2 separate regions of the Homo sapiens genome follow, and region 1 is linked to region 2. Evidence: chromatin contacts called from ENCODE Hi-C or POLR2A ChIA-PET data. All regions are on one chromosome and are shown on one strand. Each heading gives the region's core, a stretch centred on a gene start or an enhancer-like site at or near the end of the contact. The rest is flanking DNA. Distances are from core to core; before and after follow the strand shown.

Region 1 (4,486 bases), core at 251-2,750, 2.7 Mb after region 2:
CCAGGCACGCAATGCATTTTGCAGTTAACATAACCCCCCACACCCACCCATGAGAGCCGGCCAACCCCTTAAGTCCAGTGCCCCAAGCACCTACCCTGACCTTGGTCTAAGAGCCCCAGGGATCTGTTTGCAGGAAGAGACACTCCCTTTTGCAGATAAAAACAAAGTCAGACCCTGGGGGCATGAGCAGACTCAGCCAGGAAGAGAAGCCCCCCTTCCTACTTCCCCACACCCCACCCGAAACAAGCAGGCTCTGCCCAGCGCAAGCAGAGCTTCCCAACGTGTGGTGCCTGGAGGCCGCTGAGGGCCGGACCACCAGACTAGGAGAGAAGACTCCCTAGTGACCTTGGTCAAGGAAATCCCTTTGCTTCTGAGCGCCTCAGTTGGCACAGCTATAAAATGGGGGTGGAAATCTTTCCTTCCCACAGCGCCCAAATAAAACCAGAAGAGTCCAGAAGAAACCAGGTGGTCACACTAGTGGGGGAGGAAACCAGGGTCCTGGGGAAGGGGGGGCTCCCCAACGCGGGCCAAGTGCACGCTGTGGGGCTCTGGGAAGCTTACCCAGCCACCCCTCCCCAGGCATAGTGCTGGGGGGCCGAGGCGCGGACACAGCCCCGAGAGGGGCCTCCCTCGTCCGCTTCCTACTCTTTTGCGCCGCTCTCGGAGGGACACCGGGGGCGGGAGGCGAGACTGCAGCGCAGGGGCCAGAACGCTGCGACTTTAAGAGCCGAGGATCCCGGACCATGTGCTCGGCGTGAGACAAAAGCAACAACAAAGGAAGTGGCGGCCGCAGGGGGAGGGGGGCGGCTCCTTCCTCTCCAACCGCAGCGCTCAGCTGCAGGAGAGGGGAGATACGGCCCGGCCACGGGGGGCCTTGGGGGGGGTTCCTGATCCCTGGGGTCTCGCTGCCCGCAGTCTGGACCGCCCGTGATTAACCCCTACGGAGCCACCTAGATCACGGCCCCCATTCCCAGGGGAGGGGAACAGAAGGTCCATGGGTGGGGGAATAGGAAGTTGGGGGCCCTGGCACCGACTCACCTTTGGCCGCCCGGCCACACGTTGACTCCTTTGTTCCCGATCTAGGACGGCCAAACTGGGCAGGGGGCGGGGGAGGGGGGGGGTGCCTGTCTGGATCCTTTAAGAGCTCCCGCCCTGCGGAACAATGTGCTCCCCTCCCCACCCCCGGGTCCGGGGGCAGCCCGGCTCCTTCCGGGGCCTCTCTCTTTGTTGTCCGCCCGACGGCGTCTGCCTCGCGAGGCCCACGCGCGATCAGTCTCTCTCGGCCCAGGCCCTCAGGGAGCGGGAGGCGGCGCAGGACGCAGCTGGGTCTGCGCGGCAGCCGGCGGCTGGCCCTTTAAGAACTGTCCGCGGCGGCAGCGGAATGTAACAAACCCCACATTTGATTCACAACATTCGAAGCGGCGGGGTCGCGCGCCAGACGGGAGGGGGCTCGCGGGGGCGCGCCGGGAGGCTCCGGCAAACAGTAGCCCGCTGCAAGCCCGCAGGGGCCCCGCCCCGCGCCGGGAGCTCCGCCCTGAGAGCCAATCACTCGCCGCGACCACGCACGTGACTAGTGGGCCACCATCTTGAATTTTTTTAACCTCCTCCTCGCCCCCACCTTCGCACTTAAAGGGACCGCAGCCATAGTCAAAAGCAAGGGGCGGGGCCGCATATCCTGACATAAAGATGGGGAGACCCCAGGGTGGGCAAAACCGATCGGCTGCAACTCGAACTTGCTATGCAAACTCGCTAACTACTCGCGCCTCTGAGGCTCAGTTTCCCTGCCGAAGAAATGGGTCCCGCCAGGAGAACCGGCAGTACGGACTTACTGTGTCATGGTCCCCTCCTCGGGGACAGGGTGCCGCCTGAGATACTGAAGTGCAATGGGTCTGACCTCTGACGGGGCGAGAGCGGCCCAAGTGGTTATGCTGGCTCTAACAACCCTGGGCCGGCCACCTTCCCGGAGATGACGTCACCCCCAAGAGCTGCAGCACCGCGCTGACATCATGGCCCGGCCGCCCCACTTCTCCTTGTTTATACTACACGGCGTCTTTAAAAAGCTGGTACGGCCCAGATTGCCCAACAGACCAATGGCGGACCACCCATGCAAACGAGCTAACGTCTGCCGGGCAAGGAGATTGGCCCTGCTCGCGCTGACGTCACAGAGACATTTAACCGCCACGCCCCCAGCGTGGCGGTGGAGGAAGAGAGGCGGGGAACAGGTTGTAGTTTAAAGCAAAAGTGCAGGCGCTGGGCGCTCTAGCTGCTAGGCTGGGCTTGAGAGTTTGGTGTCCCCGCGGAGACCTCCCTAGCCAGGGAAACTGGGAACTAAGCCCAGTGAAGCGTCTATACTTTAGTTTTCTATTCCTCTCAGCAGCTATGAGACGGAGGGATTACTATAGCCAGTTCATTTTACAGATGGGGAAAGTGAGGGCCTTCCCTTACTCCAGATCACACAACTAGAAGTGTGGCGGAGCAGGAGTGTGAACCTAATCCAAAGCCGAGCCTCGTTCTCCTTTGCCTCGAAGCCCACCCACCCGGGCAAAATTTATACAAAATGGGGTATTACCTCCACCACAATTATATAAGCAGAAAATCAGTAATTTGCTAAATATCCAAGAGCTGGAACAGGTCGAATAATGAATATTGGGTGCATGCATATAATCAATAACGACTCTTGGGCAGTTACCACAAAGAGGCAGCTGGAGGCGACACGGGGCTATCTCCAAGACAGCCATAAACAAGGCGCCAATGCAAAATGTTAACATCTGTTAACCTGTGTGGTGGGCCATGGGGCAGGGGGATGGGGGGCTCATTTTCTATGCTGCTTTGGTATATTTCGTAATCCTAAATTTTATATAAAAATTGAAACCAAGATGCTGAACAGTTCTAACAGTATGTATCAGGTTTCTTTAATTGGACATATGCCACATCTGCATATATTTCTGGAAGGGTATACAGGAAACTGATTAACAATTGTCCTTAGGGAGAACTGGAAGGGAGAAGTTGGGTCAGTAGGATAGACTATTGTATATATTGCACATTAGCTCTTTTTTAAAAACCCTATGCATTATAACCCACTGAAATTTTTAAAGAAAGCTATTATAAAGACTATGTCTTAAGTCTTTTAAGCCAGAAAACCTTTTGTTCCCTTAGAATCAGAAACCCCCTTTCAGCTTGGGGAACAGACATGTTTATGGCAATGTTTAGACCAGCAATGATCGTATCACTGTGCAACACAATGACTGAAGATGGAACTGAGCCGGCTGTCGGCAGATCTCTAAGCAACACAAGAGCAAGGTCATGATGCAGTGCTATCGATGCTCCCTGGAACGCCAAACTCTATCCATCACAGTTAAAAATTACATGTGCATGAGAATAAGTGTGGCTATACAAGGTTATGTCTTTACCCAGTTCCTTATCATCAACTGTTCCTTTACCTCCAATGTCTCCTTCAACCTTTTGTTTTCCCCACCACATAAAAGCAATTTGAAAACCCTCCCCATGGCCGGGCACGGTGGCTCACGCCTGTAATCCCAGCACTTTGGGAGATCCAGGCGGGCAGATCACAAGGTCAGGAGTTTGAGACCAGCCTGACCAACATGGTGAAACCCTGTCTCCACAAAAAATACAAAAATTAGCTGGGCATGGTGGCATGCACTTGTAGTCCCAGCCACTTAGGAGGCTGAGGCAGGAGAATCGCTTGAACATGGGAAGTGGAGGTTGCAGTGAGCTGAGATTGCGCCACTGCACTCCAGCCTGGGTGACAGAGCGAGACTCCGTCTTAAAAAAAAAAAAACCCTCCCCACATTTGAAGGTACCTACATATTTGTTAGATTACTGCCTGCCTGTCCTTATGGATAGGGCCTACAGTGGCTCCCTACTGCCAACTGCATGGAAGCCTGGTTTTGGGGCTGCACTTAACAAGCTCTTCCTGCCCGAACTTTTCAGGCTCGCCTCTCCCCAGTCCCTCCTCTCACACCATGGTGGTGCTTCGTCTGGCTTTCTCTCCCTGCCACCTTCCTGCCTTTGCTCAGGCTAGACTGCCTGCCTGGGATGCCCTCTCTTTTCCTTTCTGCCAATCCATTTCACTTTTCGGCGGTTTGAAGCTCTGTTCCTAACTCACCTTTTACAGGAAGCTGCTTGTGACATCTCCAGCTGTGCTGAATCCCCCATTTTTGAACGCAGAGCTAGATGCACCCCAGCCTTTACCTCATGCCATTTAATTTGCACACAGTCCTGTCACAATCGCTGTGTGTCTCACTCAGTAATTCCCCTCCTGGCTGAAGGGGTTTGGCTTTTTTAAGTGCGCAGACGTCCAGCCTTCACTGGCATATACGGGTACCCCAGCCTCATTTTACAGATGAGGACCTGAGGCTCAAAGAGGTGAAGTGACTTGTCTGAGGCCACACAGTAAGACCACCTTTTCCATCCCCACCCCAGGAAAGCGACCCTCCAGCCACAATCTAATCCTGTACTTTTAAGC
Region 2 (4,560 bases), core at 789-3,288:
ATATTGGGCAGATCACGTGGCCTTTCTTAATCTCCCTCCTTTATCTCTAAGAACAATCTCTACGATTGTTCTGAGAATTAGATGAGGAAACACCTACAAAACAATTATTATCGCGGCCAGCACATGGCAAAAGCATTGTTTGCTAGCATGGCAAAAAGAAGACAACCATAGTGGAGATGGTGATTGTAGTACACACTCTTAGTCTCCTACAGATTGTCCATTCTCCCCTTTTTCTTGCTCACAGAACCATGCCCAGCTGCAGTGATAAATCACTATGAGTCTGAGCCAATTGTGACAAATATTCTTCCAGCATCCCTTAAGGCCACATGACACAGTTTTGACCAATAGGACTTAAGAGGAAGCCTATTGTGGGGGCTTTGGGAAAGCTTTGCTTACGTGGTGTCTTAGTTCATTTTCTCTTGCTATAACAGAATACCACATACTGAGTAAATTATAAAGAAAAGAAATGTATGTAGCTCACAGTTCTGGAGGATGGGAAGTCCAAGAGCATGGCATGGGCCCTGGGGAGGGCCTTGTTCTGAGTCAAAATGTGGCAGGAGGCATCACATGGAGAGAGGGCAAGAGACTGCGTGTATGTTCAGGTCTCTCTTCCTCTTCTTATAAAGCCACCAGTCCCATCATGGGGGCCCCACCCTAATGACCTTATCTAGTCCTAGTTTCCTCCCAAAAGCCCCGTCTCTAATCAACATATGAATTTAGGGATTAAGTTTCCAGCACATGAAATTTGGAAGACACATTCAAACTATAGCACCCAGCAAAAATAAAAGAAAGAAAGAAAACCTGTCTATAACAACACTTTCCCCACAGCTTCATCCTGCCTTGAACACAGATGTGATGTCTGGTTCTATGAGGGCATCTTGTGATTCTGAGAGACAAGCATGAGGGGAGAGGCCAAGGGAATCAGAGTTACTGGCCCCGGCATTAACAAGCTGCTGAACCAAGGCTATCGTCTGTTCATTCTGGACTTTTTGTTATAAATAAGAATAAACTACTGGGCCTTGTTTTTAGTTACTTGCATCCAAAGGCATTTCTAACAGATATAATGTTTATCTATCTCCAAGGAGCAGAGAAGTCCCAGTGGACTTCCAGGTTGCATGTATATTCTGACCTACAAAACTGTCATATAGAATCACTTCCAGTTTCCCAAAGTGTCACAACATCCATACCCCTAAAAAGTGGGTCCAGGAAAATCATTCCACTTTGCACCATTAGAACTCAGCTGACAAATAAAGTGAGGCCAAGTTATTATCTAAAGCAATAAAATAAAATTTCTGCTTCCAGAGCAATCAATGAGGAAGAAATGGTTACATGAGAAAGGGGAGGGGTTGAGTCATAACCAATACTATCCCGAAAAATCCAAGCACATGTGTTTCCCACTAAGAAATTACCACTATGACTGCCAAATTTCCAATTATTCAATTGACCCCAATTCATCTTAATCCGGACTGTTCTTGGTTTGTTTTGCCTTCCCAAGACCCAAATTAACTATTCTATAAGCTTCTTATGAGTAACGACCAAGTCCTAGTTATCTTTGCAGCTCCAGTGCCTAATATGGGACCTGGCACAGATTAGGAGCTCAATCCAGAATAAATGAATGAACGAATGAGAGATTAGGACAGAATATTTCCAAGCCAAAGACTTCAAGCCATCAGTTGGGCTGAAGTAGAAAAAGAAGCTGCATAGCCAAACAGTTGCAACCATGGGTGCTCCAGTAAAGATAACTCAATTCAAATCCTGTGTCTGCACTGTCATACACCAGCTGTGGGGTCTGTTCGAACCACTGGCCTCCACACCTCAGTTTCCCTTCTGTAACATGGGGCAAGTTATGGCACCCTCATCAGACTGGCTATGAGGGTCATAGTCATTTAGTAAGTGTTCACAGAAAGCACTCAGTGAAAGGCAGGTGGTGGTGGTGTTATTATCACAGTATTTCTATTCTGTGTAGACAGCATCAGGATCACAGGGAGGGCTCGTCAAACACAGAGCTCTGGGCCCCACCCCCAGAGTTTCTGATTCAGTAGGTCTAGGGTGGGGCCTGAGAATTTGCATTTCTAACAGGAACCAGGTGATGCTGCTGTTACTATTCTGGGAACTGCACTTTGAAAACCACTGGCCTAACTTATTGCTGTGAGGTCACAGGCAGGCTGTGCTCGACAGAAGGCAGAAAAGGAGAGTAAAGAGAAGGAAGAAAGGTAACACACACACACACACACACACACACACACACACACACACAAACTCAGAATTTCCAGCACAGAGCTTCCCGGCCTGTGCTACCATGGCTAGATACATGTGCGCCCAGAAATGGATCCCTCATCCCTCAGCAGACGCCTGAAGGTAGTTGTACATGCTGTGCACAAAACGAGGGCATCCAGCTTCAGCTTCAAGAGTAGTGGGACTGAAATCCCCAGACAGGATGCCTTTTCCTAATATGCATAAAGCCTCTGAATGTCCAGCCCTTAAGGGGGGTTTCTTTTGGAACAGTGAAGAAAGTGGGGCGATGGGAACTTGGGGCATCTGGCCTGTTGCCTCTGGCCCCTAACAGGCTCGACTATTTACCCTGGGACACCATACAAGTATGGTCATTTCCTAGATGTACTCTGACCTAAAAAATTTGGTGAATTGCACAGTCCAGTACTGCAGCCACTAGGAACATGCAGCTACTCCAATTTGAGATGGCCCATAAGTTTAAGATATATGCCAGATTGCTAAAATTTAGAACAAAAACAAGAAACTCACTCCTAATTTGTTTTCTGTTGATTACATGTTGAAATGTCAATATTTTACATATATTTAATATGCTACTAAAGGGATTTTACCAGTTTCTTTTTACTTTTTTTTTTTTTTTTGAGATGGAGTCTTGCTCTGTTGCTCAGGCTGGAGTGCAATAGTGTGATCTCGGCTCACTGCAACCTCCGCCTCCCGGGTTCAAGCAATCCTCTTGCCTCATCCTCCTGAGTAGCTGAGATTACAGGCGCGTGCCACCATGCCCAGATAATTTTTGTATTTTTAGTAGAGATGAGGTTTCACCATGTTGGTCAGGCTGGTCTCGAACTCCTGACCTCGTGATCCGCCTGCCGCAGCCTCCCAAAGTGCTAGGATTACAGGTGCGCCTGGCCTCTTTTTACTTTTTTAATGTAGCTGCTAGAAAATGTAAAATTACATACGTGACTTGCATTATATGTATGGACGATGCCACCCTAGGAAGCTGACATTTTCCAGAAATCATCAGTGGCCTGATCTGTCAGCAGGTGTGTGTGTGTGGGTGTGTATGTGTGTGGGGGTGTGGGTGAGCCATTGAGGGGAGGCAGCACAGACCCAACAGTAGACATGCTACTTGGACTTGACACTGTAGAAGACAGAGAATGAGTCAGGCATTATGAGAAGCAGATTGGCCCGATTACATTGTTTAAATAACACCTCAAAGCAGAGTTGGGGAGGGACTAGACGTTCTCACGAAAAACAAAGCCACAAGAAGCTTTGTGGTGGAACAGAAAGAGGACAGTCACTAGGCTCAGGCTAGCCTAGTGGCTAAGAGTGTGGGCTCTGGAGTTTGAATCTTAGCCTTCCCACTAACTAGCTGTGTGAGCTCCAGTAAGTTACATAACAACTCTGTTTGTCTGTACAGTAAGGATCTATATCATTGGGTTGCTAAGAGGTATCTTAGTTTGGGCTGCAATAACTATACGGTTGATGCAAAAGTAATTACAGTTCTTGTGATTGAAACTAATGGCAAGCAGGGTGCAGTGGCTCACGCCTGTAATCCCAGCACTCTGGGAGGCCGAGGTGGGCGGATCATGAGGTCAGGAGATCGAGACCATCCTGGCTAACACGGTGAAACCCCGTCTCTACTAAAAATACGAAAAATTAGCCAGGCGTGGTGGCAGGTGCCTGTGGTCCCAGCTACTCGGGAGGCTGAGGCAGGAGAATGGCATGAACCCAGGAGGCGGAGCTTGCAGTGAGCCGAGATCATGCCACTGCACTCCAGCCTGGGTGACAGAGCGAGACTCCATCTCACAAAAAAAAAAAAAAAAGAAAAACAAAACAAACCAAACACACAAACAAACAAAAAAAACAACTAATGGCAAAAACTGCAATTACTTTTGTACCAACCTAATAGGTACCATAAACCAGAGAACTTTATTTCTCACAGTTCTGGAGGTTGGGAGCCTGAGGTCAGGGTGCCAGCATGGTTTGGCTCCAGGGCCCTGCTGCAGGCTGCAGATTGTTATTGTGTCATTGCAGGGTGGAAAGAGGAAAGAGAGCTCTCTGGAGTCCCTCTTATAAGGGCACTAATCTCTTCCATGAGGGATCCACTCTCATGACTCAGTTGTCTCCCAAAGGACCCATCTCCAAATATCACCACATTGGAGGTTAGGATTTTAACATACAAATCTGGGGAGACAGAAATATTCAGTCCATTGCGTGAGGCATAAATGTAGTTACATACGTTAAATGTTTGAAACAGCATCTGAATGGCCCATCTTGGTCGCACGCTCCTCTCTGATTTTGCCAGGAGGATATGGTCTTAGGATTGGA

What was found. Hi-C counts contacts between places; a loop is a spot of excess contacts on that map. ChIA-PET counts read pairs that join two places held with the same protein, here RNA polymerase II (POLR2A). Pooled maps may share reads with other maps.
Region 1: a loop to region 2 is called in a pooled map, with 7 times the contacts of the local background. The contact joins the promoter of RNF44 here to the enhancer-like site in region 2. A Hi-C loop is called at or near these places in 1 of 37 single-sample maps with no recorded cell type and 2 of 50 pooled maps. POLR2A ChIA-PET finds 5 or more read pairs at or near these places in 1 of 52 experiments (AG04449).

What each region holds. Positions count from the first base shown.
Region 1 is chr5:176,535,902-176,540,387 of GRCh38, forward strand. It overlaps RNF44 (ring finger protein 44), which reads right to left and starts at 1,501. Exons shown (of 11, transcript NM_014901.5): 1 at 1,039-1,501. LOC124901143 (a long non-coding RNA gene) reads left to right here and starts at 2,028. Exons shown (of 2, transcript XR_007059071.1): 1 at 2,028-2,222; 2 at 3,157-3,396. RefSeq lists silencers at 995-1,184, 1,265-1,524 and enhancers at 1,635-2,074, 2,315-2,494.
Region 2 is chr5:173,819,218-173,823,777 of GRCh38, forward strand. No RefSeq gene overlaps it. Among named protein-coding and RNA genes, the nearest start is that of LINC01485, 31 kb to the left of the region's middle. RefSeq lists a cis regulatory region at 3,205-3,607. Within about 2 kb of position 2,039, at least 6 of the 41 ENCODE cell types and tissues checked have a DNase peak (open chromatin) inside an H3K27ac peak, as active enhancers do.